Regions from separate parts of the Homo sapiens genome. Here regions 1, 3 and 4 are each linked to region 2. A link is a contact called in ENCODE Hi-C or POLR2A ChIA-PET data. All regions are on one chromosome and are shown on one strand. Each heading gives the region's core, a stretch centred on a gene start or an enhancer-like site at or near the end of the contact. The rest is flanking DNA. Distances are from core to core; before and after follow the strand shown. Region 1 holds the start of HMGN4 (high mobility group nucleosomal binding domain 4). Region 2 holds the start of ZNF391 (zinc finger protein 391). Region 3 holds the start of ZSCAN31 (zinc finger and SCAN domain containing 31). Region 4 holds the start of OR2B2 (olfactory receptor family 2 subfamily B member 2).

Region 1 (2,700 bases), core at 111-2,610, 850 kb after region 2:
AAGCAGCCTGTTTAAGAAAATGATAAAAAGAAAACAGCTCATTAACATTGTCCTTTTCTTTCTTTTCTTTTCTTTTTTTTTTTTTTTTTTTAATTTTGCGGACCCACCAAAGAATGCAGCCCTTCTTTTCTCATGGTCATAAAAATATCACATTCGGTTGGGCGCGGTGGCTCATGCCTGTAATCTCAGCACTTTGGGAGGCCGAGGCGGGCGGATCACTTGAGGTCAGGAGTTTGAGACCAGCCTGGCCAATATGGTGAAACTCCGTCTCCAACTAAAAATACAAAAATTATCCGGGTGTAGTGTTACACACCTGTAGTCCCAGCTGCTCGGGAGCCTGAGGCACAAGAATCGAGGTGGAGGTTGCAGTGAGCGAGATCGCACCATTGCACCCCAGCCTGGACAACAGAGTGAGACTCCGTCTCAAAAACAAACAAACAAAAACAAACACATCACATTCTTATTAGTCATTTGAGGGAACCTGGAGCAATATGATCTGAGAGGCTAGGCTTGGCTAATCCCTAGAAAAAGTAGTAATACATCTAAGAAAGAAATCCCTCTTAGGGAACACCCGAGGCTGCCAGGTGACACAACAAAACTTTCTCATAAAAGCGTTTGATTAATCCGATTAACTTGTAAGCAAGCCATGTGGCAGAGGTAAGAGGCCAAACACCAAGGCACCAGTCCTGATTCTAAACAAGTGCTGGTCCATTTCTTAACTTTGGGATCCATTTTTTCTTTGTGATGGAATAGCAAAAGGTCAAAGTGGAGGAGGACTCAGCCCTTGGGTGTCTCCTCAACGAGGGTTTCTCGAAGGTAAATTGGGGAGGAAGGGAGAGCCCACGGCAGGTCAGTCCAACCTGCCAGTCACCACCTCTTTAAGGCCACAGCCCTGCGGGAGCAATCCTTTCAAATCCCCTTCCTTCCTTCTTTTAGAACGCCCCTAGAACGCCGATTAGGACTTCTCATCCCGGTCGGGCCTGCGGCTCTCTGTGACCCCACCTCTGGATTCAGCTTTTCCCAGGGATTCACACTCGGAGCTCAGGAGAGATGCTGCGATTACTCTGGAGACGGGAAGACAGGCGGGGCTGACGGGGCCCAAGGCCCCTAATCATGACCGGGGCCAGCTGGCAGGAGGGTCCTAAGTATACGGAGGGCGGCGGGACCCCCCCCACCACGCCCCTCATTTTCCGGGGTAGCGCACAAAGTCTGTGAGGCACTTACCCGAGTCTCGTGGCCGTCCGAGGGGCGCGGGAATCCCAGCTGAGGCCCGTGACGCGCCGGAGCCCTAGGCGTGGGCAGGGCCAGCACCAGCCCTAAGACAGAGAAGACGAGCGGAGCCCGGCTCCGCCAGGAACAGGAAGGCGAGGGAAGGTGAGGATGCGCTTCCGGGGCTGCAGGCGGGGAGCCGCCCCGAGTCCAAGCCGGAGAGAGCTGGTTCTCCCCCTGGCGATACGTGTGTGAGCCTCTGAGGCCCGCCCTAAGCACTGCTGCCCCGATCTAGCAAGACAAGAAGACAGGAAATTTATGACAGCCTGAAAAAGTCTTTAAAAGATACACACTGGAAGAATTTCGTAGTAAGATGAGGAAAAAAAAACGTGTTTCCGCCCGGTTTCGAACCGGGGACCTTTCGCGTGTGAGGCGAACGTGATAACCACTACACTACGGAAACCCACTAAGGGCTTATTTTTCAGAGTAAATAGTTCTTCCTGCCTAGTTCCGTGTTTCTTCGTTCCAAGTGCGTGTTTTGCTGATGTGCGCGTGCGTCTCTGTACCGACCTCTCAAACCAGAAAAACCAATGAAAAGCTCAGACCCAGCCCCTCCAGTGTTCAAACTGAAGCCATAGAATTTATTCTACAAATGACTGAATAGGGAAGAACACAATAGAGACTTTAATTTAATCTCTGAACGGTCCTTCGTTCTTCGGCCAAAATGGCCAGGCAAGGCTGGGCACAACTTGGGTAGGGCGAGCGTTTCTCTGGCGTAGTTGGCGTTACCACGTGGTCAGTGGCAGAATGCTCCGCAAAGAAATGATAACCCCATATGTTGTCGGGAGCTGCCCCTCTTGCTTCTGAGTCTTCCAGGCAAATTTATCTTGCAGGAATTTCCTTACTCCTGCGGAGTCAGAAAGTTGTAAAACGACCCTGCTTACACCGAGCCAGCCAGGAGTCGAACCTGGAATCTTCTGATCCGTAGTCAGACGCGTTATCCATTGCGCCACTGGCCCTGCGCGTACCTTAGGGGCGAGGTATTTCATAAGAAACTAGGTTGTACCCGTAATATCTGGGTGAACGCCTGTAAGCCGCGTTTGCCCGCTGGTCCAGGCTCGCAGCGCATGGACTCTCTGGTAGCTACTTCTGCACACGCCCCGTGGCCTTCATTCCTTTCTCGGTCTGTCTCTGCCGGCTGAAAAATGGCGGTGAAAAGCAAGCCCTGCATCCTCTCTGCCCCAATATCACCGCTCCATTAATGCGTTCGTTCATTCAACCAGTATTAGTGTTCAAGGCACTGCAGATAACGGTGAAGAAAACATGAGAGACCCTTGCCCTCAAGATTACATGGCAGTGGCGGAAGCGGATAATAAAGCATTAAATAAACAAAATAATAGTGATAAGCGATTGGAGAAAAATAATAATAAAACAGGGAAAGAGGATAGGAAAGGCCAGCAGTGAAAGTGATGAATGAGGGATAAATGCTGA
Region 2 (3,055 bases), core at 531-3,030:
TAGGAGGTTAGGGCTATACCTTTATCCAGAGTCCATCCAAGGGATTCCTCCACCATAATGTGGAAAGTTGCCTCTCCTTTTCTCCTTTCTTCCTCATACTTTCATTATTTGAGTCACCTTACTGCTCTCTGGATACTGTATCCCTACAAAATCATTATTCTCTTAAGTGGTCACAACATGCTGCAGCCCTAGCCAACCTGGTGGTTTGCTATTCCTTTATGTGACTCAAACTTTTTAGCACTAACAGCGCTGGCCACCACAGTTACCCTAATTATCTAAAATTCTTTTGACATTGCTTGTCTCTCCTATAATCAATTCCTGATCCAGGGATAATTCTCCTTTATTTTCTACCCCCTTCAGAAGGAAGAAGGTTTTGAAGGGTCAGGAATAGGGCTTCTCTGGGTGCTTTGTTTTGTGGCACTAGGTTGATTGCTTCCTGGAGCCTTTGCCAATCCACAAAGCAATCAGCAGAACTGCCTGGGCAGCCTCAGTTTAATCACAGAATAGAGAAAATCTTGTCCTACCAAAGGTGATCTTCAGGTAACAATGTTCCCAGATATTGGCTCAAAGCACAAACTCACACATAAAGCACAAACTCAATGATCCACAGTAACTGTCAATACACCCACAACAAATAATTAACAACTACTTTATTCAAGTACCAACCTTCATCATCAGAAACATAAACTAAGGACTGGCACTCAAGCAAGTACTTCTCTTTTTTGGGGGGGAGGGGCGCGGAGTTTCACTCTTGTTGCCTACGCTGGAGTGCAGTGGCGTGGTCTCTGCTCGCTCCAACCTCTGCCTCCCGGGTACAAGTGATTCTCCTGCCTCAGCCTCCCGAGTAGCAGGGATTACAGGCGCGCGCCACCACTCCCACCTAATTTTTGTATTTTTAGTAGAGAACGGGTTTCACCGTATTGGCCAGGCTGGTCTCGACCTCAGGTGATCCGCCCGCCTTGGCCTCCCAAAGTGCTGGGATTACAGGCGTGAGCCACTGCGCCCGGCCAAGCAAGTACTTCATCTCTGTGTGCCTCAATTTCCTTATCTGTAACATGGGCATAATAATAGTACATTACTTCATAGGGTTGATGCAAGGATTAAATGAGTTAATGCAGGTAAAAACTCTTGGAGCAGTGCCTGCACTCAGTAAGCACCTGGGAAACACCCCAGTACCGAAGACCTCCCTCGCCCAGCTAGAGGGGAAGCAGGGAGCAACCCTGCTCTTTTTCATCTCCCAGGGATACACCCGGGGAAAACCACTGGCTGTCACTGCCGCAGAGGGACTAGGCTGGCCCGCCAGTGAGACGAGCGCTGGGGGCTTCATGACCCCACGCCACGCGGCGTCCCAACCGTGGAGGTGCCTCCTGACCCGACCTGCAGCCAAACCACACGCGACCCTTTCGCCCGTTTCCTTCGAAGAACCCGTGTTTCCGCTTTCCAGAACCTCTAAGAGCACCCACCTTGGTCCCGGGGCCCTGTAAGCCTCACTCACCGGCCGCCTCCGGCCGAGTACCCCCGACACACCCCGGGCGGGTCCCGCACTTGGAGCGGAACCTGAGTGCGCTGGGCTTGGGGAAGTCGGAAGGATTAAAGAGAAACCCATGCGTCGAACCGCTGCTCCAACGCCCATCAGGTTCCCTAAGATCACAGGCACTCTTCCACTCAGACTGCTGCTGATCATGCTCTGCTCGGTATGCGGGACCAGTCATTGTCTGGGCAGTCGCCTGGACCTAAGTCTCCTGACGCGGACGACCAGTTGCAAAACAGAGACCACACTGAGACTGAGCAACGTATCAGCAGCGGTCGCAGCTCTGCGCTTGCGCCTGAGAGCCAGCTACAGCAGGGCTGTGCTGGGATTCACTTTCGTGGAAGGTTTTGCAAAGCCCCTCCCCTGGTATGCGAGAGGCTGAGAGGTTGGCGCTAGAGGCAAGAGGAAGGGGGTCTGCGAGAGGTGCCGAAGACCACCTTAATACACTGCAAAGTATAGCCTAGACCGGTGGTTCACAGAGTTTTAAATAGCGTACACAAATAAATCACCAAGTGAGCTTGTTAAAATACAGCTTCACAAGATTTACACTCCGAGATTGACTCGTTGGCCCGGAACATTGCATTTTCAAGGGGCACCCCAGATGATTCTGATGCAAGTGGTCTCTCCAGCCTGTCTGGAGAAACTGGCTCCGTTGCACAATCTAGTTGCTTAAATACTGTTAAATGCAAGACATGTCTCAAATTTCACCAAAAGAAAAAAATGAATAAAATCAGGACACTACCCTAATCTAGTAGATTTTTTAAAATTCCAGATAATTTTAATATAAGGTAATGAAGTTGCACAATGTGCCCTGGGAGTTCAGAGCAGGGGAAACTTATGGAACGAGGGACACTGGAGTGGTTTGACTAATGGAAGATTTAATGGAAAACATAAAGGAGGGCAACCTTACAAATAGTTGAGGAACTAGAAGAGTGGAAAGCATGTGCAAAACTGCAGGTCTGATACATGACAGCTGTGCACAAGTACCATAGAAACATCAAGTAAGTATAAAGCATGAGCCATGAAGTACAAAGGAGCAGGATCCAAATTATAAAGCTGGAAAGAATTAGATAAAGTCTAATTTTATCATTTCCTATTTTTAAAAATTAAAAACACTTTCAAACTGTGGTAAACTATGCACAACATTAAAGTTACCATTTTAAAGTCATACAGTAAAGTTTTTAGCGTATTCACAACAGCACCGTCACTATCTAATTCTAGAACATTTTCGTCATCCCTAAAGATGCCCATTGAGCAGTCTCTATTCCCTGCTCCCCACAGTCCCTGGTAACCTTTATTTTACACTATGTTTCTATGAATTTGCCTGTTCTAGATATGCCATATAAGTAAAATAATACAATATTTGTCTATTTATGTCTGGATTATTTTTAATTAGCATAAAGTTTTCAAGGTTCATTCATACTGCAGCATGTATCCTTCATGCCTTTTAATGGCTAAATAATATTCCTTCGTGTATATGTGTGTGTTTATACACAAACAGTGTATAAATATACATACATAATA
Region 3 (2,962 bases), core at 124-2,623, 950 kb before region 2:
TATCTGTCTTCTCTATTTCTATTGCTACTGCCTTGATTCAGGCCCTCACTCTCTCTACCCTGGATTCTTGTAGTAGTCTCCTAGCTGGTCTCCCTGCCTGTAGTCTCATTTCCTTACAGTCCATCCCCACATGGCTGCCAAGATAACATTTCTAGATGTAAATTTGATCAGACTGCTCAAATTCCTTGGTTAGGGATCCAAAAAAAGTAAGAGCTGGTGCCCCTGCCACATATACCACTCTCCAGTCATGCTGATCAGCCCAGTTCTTTGGATGTACCAAAGGATTTCACCCCAGTTCTGCTTTTGTACATTTGATTCCCTCTCCCAGAAATTTATTTCCTTTGCTCCTTTTCCAGTGTACACTGGCAGATTCCTGCTGAGTCTTGTTTTGCCCCATTAGTTTTCCTCTCTCTTCCACGCCACGAATTCAAACTAATACATACATTTATTTCCTACATACGTACTTAGCATGTTCCAGAGGCTATTCTCATCGATTTACAAGCACTTATTTTATTTTACTTCATTTCACATGCACGTCTGTTTTACGCAGTTACTTGTTTACACGCTCTTCTTCTAGACTTTGGGATTCCAGAAGACAGAGGTTTGAGTGTAAAACACAAAATAACAAAACCACAACAAAAACAACTCTGTATTCTCGTCCCCACCATTACCATCTCTCCTTTGTGATGTCAAAGAGACCAGAGGAAGTGGACAGACTCGGGGAAGAATAGGTAAGTATTAGAGACAGAAAAAGTATGAAGTCCCTTCTGTGAGGACTAACAATAGTGATGCCATTTTACAACCTTGATGACTGTGTTCTCAAGAAACAAAGCAAATGTCAACCCCGTCCATAGCTTCAACAGAGCATAACAGCTCTAACCGCAACAGAGCCTAACGGCCCTAACCACATCTGTCCCCAGTTGGAAAGTGTCCAAACAGTTCCAACTAGCCAGCACTTCCCCAACCCCTCCCCAACAGAAACTTTATTATAAAAGCCTCAGCTTGTAAGCGATCAGGATCTCAGCCAGATTCCTAACTGGAACTCTTCGCAGGCTTTTCCTGTAAATAAACCTGTTTGGCCGTGGAATTGCCTCCTGTTACTCGCTCTCTACGTTTATATCTTCCTAACACCTTCCGGCTCTAATGTTTTGGGTCTCGATGACCATCTAACTCCTAAATGCTGGGGGCCGCTCCCCATAGAAATGCCTCGCCGGATTTCTCCGCCTCGCACCCAGTGGGACTGGGATTTTTGGCCCCGGGGTTTGCAATAAGGGAGTCACCAAGCAGCAGCCACCTCTGGAATTCCTAGAAAGGAAAGAGTTGCCTGGCTTCAGCCAGTGGGCTCAGAACGGCTGACGCATTTCCGGCCTTTGCGGTTGATCGGTCATTGGGGTGCTGCAGCCCCGCCACCTGTTCCGTAGCTTGCCGGTGCCCCGAAGGTGAGTCTTGGCCCCTTGTCGCGACCCGCCAGGTTCCCAGAAGATTTCAGGTCTGTGCCTTGGAGTAGGCGGGGAGGGAACGTCTGCGCAGGCGTGACCCCCGCCCCTACACATTCACTGGCCTGAAGCCCCCGTGGAGTAGGTGGAGGTCCCGCCCCTTATCCTGAAGATTAAACAGCCTTTCTTTGTCTGAGATAACGCCCGGAGTTCTTTGTCCTGCCTCCAAGACGATAAAGGAGCGCAGACACAAAGGTGAGGTTAGAGCGAAAGTTTAATAAGCGAAAGGAAAAAGCTCTCTGCCAGCAGAGAAGGGGTCCCGACCGGGAGTACCCATTATGGGGCCCGTTCTGGGGTTTTTATGGACTGGAAAGGAGAGGGAATGCGCTTAGTCTGCGGGCTGTCCTGGCGAACGCTTGACTCAGCTTGGTCCGGGACCAATCAGGAGCTGAAATGATGATTCATAGCTGCTGCTTAGCTTGGCCCAGGACCTATCAGAAGCCGAAGTGAAAGTTTGGCCCCGGACCAATCAGGGGCTGAGGTGATGATTCACAGAAGCTGGGCTTATAGTCCTAATAAAGGAAAGTAGAGCGCCTGCCGGAACCTACCAGAACCCACCGTGTCCATACCCACAAAAGGAGAAGAAACTTTTCCTGGGAACCTGCTGACTATACAAAGGACAAAGGCATTATGTGTCAGGCCTTGTTCCCTTATCTGAGTGAGCTGGAGGTTCTGTGCAAGTTTTTATCCAAATGGGCCCGAGGTTTTTCTATCTATGCAGCCGTGGGCATATCTCTAGGCACAACACCCTGTGCTAGTTCCCTTATCGGTGCCTGCAACCTGATTTTTTCCCCAGGCTTAGTTTTATGTTATGTGGGGATAAGACACTAAATCATGGGCGGGGGCAGGCTCTCCAGGGACCCTTCCCTTGCTATCCACCTAAGGCAAGCTAGGTAGCCCTTTCACAGGGTGGTGGGAGAGACCCCTAGAGAGGTCGGAGCTTTGCGGCGAAACCGAGGTCCAGAGGTAGAGAAGGGTCTCTCCCTGTCAAAAGCCTTATTTCCTATATACACGTAATTTTTATTTAATAAGTCAACATTATGCAATGTTTGTCGCATATGTTTTCTTTAAATATTGTAAAAACCACCAACCTCATAACTTGTCACCTCTAGTTTCTAATGCATCTCTAAAAATTGGGGACATTTCCCTACATAACCACAAGATTATTAGCACACCCAACTAAGTGTAGGCGCTTCACCTAACACCTAGTTCATGTTTAAATCCTTCCACCCCCTGTTGTCCCACAGATGTCTTTTATACCTGTTTGTACCAACTAGGATCCAATCATAGACCACTCACTGCATGTAGTTGAGTCTTAACCTAGGGCAATTTTACTCTTTGCCTCCCTTCCTCCCATCCCATTGCCTTGTTTAAAAGGAGGCTCTTCCAGTCTTCCTGTAGTGCATCCCCATTTCTGGATTTGACTGTTTCCTCATGGTATTTAAGGTCTTCTTCTGTTTTCTTGT
Region 4 (2,839 bases), core at 289-2,788, 520 kb before region 2:
CAATCTTTTGGCTTCCCTGGGCCACATTGGAAGAAGAAGAATTGTCTTGGGTCTCACATAAAATACAGCAACACTAACAATAGCTGATGAGTTTTTTTTTAATCATCAGTGAATGTCATGATGTTTTAAGAAAGTTTACAAATTTGTGTTAGGCCACGTTCAAAGCCATCCTGGGCTGCGTTCAAAGCCATCCTGGGCTGCATGCAGCCCGTGGGCCTCAGGTTGGACAAGCTTGATTTAAAGCATCCACCTGCCTGTTAGTCACTGAGTAGCCATCTCGGTTATCAGATCGTCAGAACACAGAGGGGTGAGTACACTAGAATAAGGTGTTTTGAAGAGAAAAAAAGAGAGGGACACCACATTCACATAACATGTATTACAATAAATGGGGGTCTGGAGCTGTTATACTTGCTGCATTTTATTAATTATTGTTCTTAATCTCTTACTGTGCCTAATTTATAAATTAAACGTTATAGTTGTGTATGTATTAAAAAACATAGTATATATAGGGTTTGGTACTACCCACAGTTTCAGGTTTCTATCCACTGGTGGTCTTGGAATGTATCCCCCATGGATAAAGGGGGAACCACTGTATCATCTTCATTTTACAAATGAGAATTGTGGAGATCAAAGGGTTAGAAGCATTCCAATATAATGAATGTAACTAATTAGAGAGGGTAGGGATATGAGACCAGCCTGTCACCTTCAAATATCATATTACTAAGGAATCTATACAAATTCTATGAGCTTCTAGAACGAAAAGGATATGTCTCCTTAAATTGTGTCTGATAACTTACTAGATACTGTCTACATGGCTTTTTTGAGGGAAGGGGAATAATGGGAGGTGGCTTTAACTAATGTTAACTGATTTCTACAATCAGGGAATCTCGCTGGCCTTGAAGAGAAATTAGAATGAATTCAAATGACAGGAAACTGTATCTACATCTACCTCACAGTAGATATCTAGGTAGGAAGAATGAGAAAAATACATTTACAAACAGTAAAATATCAAAGGATACATTATGTGAATTTGGAAACTGAAAATATGGCTTAAGATTTTTGAAATTAGGCTGGGCACAGTGGCTCACGCCTGTAATCCCAGCACTTTGGGAGGCTGAGGTGGGCAGATCACCTGAGGTTGGGGTTTGAGACCAACCTGACCAACGTGGAGAAACCCCATCGCTACTAAAAATACAAAATTAGTCGGGGTGGTGGCACATGCCTGTGATCCCACCTACTGGGGAGGCTGAGGCAGGAGAATTGCTTGAACCTGGGAGGCGGAGGTTGCGGTGAGCCGAGATGGCGCCATTGCACTCCAGCCTGGGCAAAAGAGTGAAACTCTGCCTCAAAAAAAAAAAAAAAAAAAAAAAAAAAGATTCTTGAAATTCGATTCAATTTGCTAATATGCTGTTACAGATATATAAACACTTTTTAAATACTTGGATGGATAAATATTTATATTTTTATCAATACTTTTTTCACATTATTAATTGGATCAGTCTGTAATTTTATGTAAATTGATAGCAAAATGATTATAGCTGACAAAATCAGGAAGTGTGTTGTTAACTTCCTGACTTCTTATATTTCAGAGAACGAAGAGTTGAACCATTTAACATGAATTGGGTAAATAAGAGTGTCCCACAGGAGTTCATTCTGTTAGTTTTCTCAGATCAACCATGGCTAGAGATTCCACCCTTTGTGATGTTTCTGTTTTCCTATATCTTGACAATCTTTGGCAATCTGACAATAATTCTTGTGTCACATGTGGATTTCAAACTCCACACCCCTATGTACTTTTTTCTTAGCAATCTCTCACTCCTGGACCTTTGCTATACCACAAGTACAGTTCCACAAATGCTGGTAAACATATGCAACACCAGGAAAGTAATCAGTTATGGTGGCTGTGTGGCCCAGCTTTTCATTTTCCTGGCCTTGGGTTCCACAGAATGTCTTCTCCTGGCCGTCATGTGCTTTGATAGGTTTGTAGCTATTTGTCGGCCTCTCCATTACTCAATTATCATGCACCAGAGGCTCTGCTTCCAGTTGGCAGCTGCATCCTGGATTAGTGGCTTTAGCAATTCAGTATTACAGTCCACCTGGACACTTAAGATGCCACTGTGTGGTCACAAAGAAGTGGATCACTTCTTCTGTGAAGTCCCTGCTCTGCTCAAGTTGTCCTGTGTTGACACAACAGCAAATGAGGCTGAACTATTCTTCATCAGTGTGCTATTCCTTCTAATACCCGTGACACTCATCCTTATATCGTATGCTTTTATTGTCCAAGCAGTGTTGAGAATCCAGTCTGCTGAAGGTCAACGAAAGGCATTTGGGACATGTGGCTCCCATCTAATTGTGGTGTCACTTTTTTATGGTACAGCTATCTCCATGTACCTGCAACCACCTTCACCCAGCTCCAAAGACCGGGGAAAGATGGTTTCTCTCTTCTGTGGAATCATTGCACCCATGCTGAATCCCCTTATATATACACTTAGGAACAAAGAGGTAAAGGAAGCCTTTAAAAGGTTGGTTGCAAAGAGTCTTCTTAATCAAGAAATAAGAAATATGCAAATGATAAGCTTTGCTAAAGACACAGTGCTTACTTACCTTACTAACTTCTCCGCAAGTTGTCCTATTTTTGTCATTACTATAGAAAACTATTGTAATCTCCCTCAAAGAAAATTTCCTTGACAAAAAGCTATATTTGTTTCTGTTGCCTAAACATTTTCATTGAACAAGCCCCCAGAATTGGCCTTCCAATGCACCAAAAACTGTAATCACAACATTTTCAAGGGTTGTCACACTTTACATCAATGTTTGTACAATTCAGTGTAAACTAGAC

Evidence for each region. Hi-C counts contacts between places; a loop is a spot of excess contacts on that map. ChIA-PET counts read pairs that join two places held with the same protein, here RNA polymerase II (POLR2A). Pooled maps may share reads with other maps.
Region 1: a loop to region 2 is called in a pooled map, with 2.6 times the contacts of the local background. The contact joins the promoter of HMGN4 here to the promoter of ZNF391 in region 2. A Hi-C loop is called at or near these places in 1 of 168 maps with a recorded cell type or tissue (naive thymus-derived CD4-positive, alpha-beta T cell) and 1 of 50 pooled maps. POLR2A ChIA-PET finds 5 or more read pairs at or near these places in 1 of 52 experiments (A673).
Region 3: a map of cardiac septum shows a loop between it and region 2 (6-fold over the local background). The contact joins the promoter of ZSCAN31 here to the promoter of ZNF391 in region 2. A Hi-C loop is called at or near these places in 2 of 168 maps with a recorded cell type or tissue (cardiac septum and naive thymus-derived CD4-positive, alpha-beta T cell) and 5 of 50 pooled maps.
Region 4: a loop to region 2 is called in a map of vagina, with 9 times the contacts of the local background. The contact joins the promoter of OR2B2 here to the promoter of ZNF391 in region 2. A Hi-C loop is called at or near these places in 3 of 168 maps with a recorded cell type or tissue (CD4-positive, alpha-beta T cell, naive thymus-derived CD4-positive, alpha-beta T cell and vagina) and 9 of 50 pooled maps.

What each region holds. Positions count from the first base shown.
Region 1 is chr6:26,537,026-26,539,725 of GRCh38, reverse strand. It overlaps HMGN4 (high mobility group nucleosomal binding domain 4), which reads right to left and starts at 1,360. Exons shown (of 2, transcript NM_006353.3): 1 at 1,225-1,360. TRR-ACG1-2 (tRNA-Arg (anticodon ACG) 1-2) reads right to left here and starts at 2,228; the gene lies at 2,156-2,228. It overlaps TRV-CAC1-6 (tRNA-Val (anticodon CAC) 1-6), which reads right to left and starts at 1,672; the gene lies at 1,600-1,672. RefSeq lists enhancers at 740-1,149, 2,410-2,700 and silencers at 1,640-1,689, 2,083-2,376.
Region 2 is chr6:27,387,484-27,390,538 of GRCh38, reverse strand. ZNF391 (zinc finger protein 391) reads right to left here and starts at 1,780. Exons shown (of 3, transcript NM_001076781.3): 1 at 1,464-1,780.
Region 3 is chr6:28,334,559-28,337,520 of GRCh38, reverse strand. It overlaps ZSCAN31 (zinc finger and SCAN domain containing 31), which reads left to right and starts at 1,373. Exons shown (of 4, transcript NM_030899.5): 1 at 1,373-1,439. RefSeq lists an enhancer at 1,708-1,827.
Region 4 is chr6:27,911,095-27,913,933 of GRCh38, reverse strand. It overlaps OR2B2 (olfactory receptor family 2 subfamily B member 2), which reads left to right and starts at 1,538. Exons shown (of 1, transcript NM_033057.2): 1 at 1,538-2,749. The coding sequence starts at 1,615. The coding sequence ends at 2,688.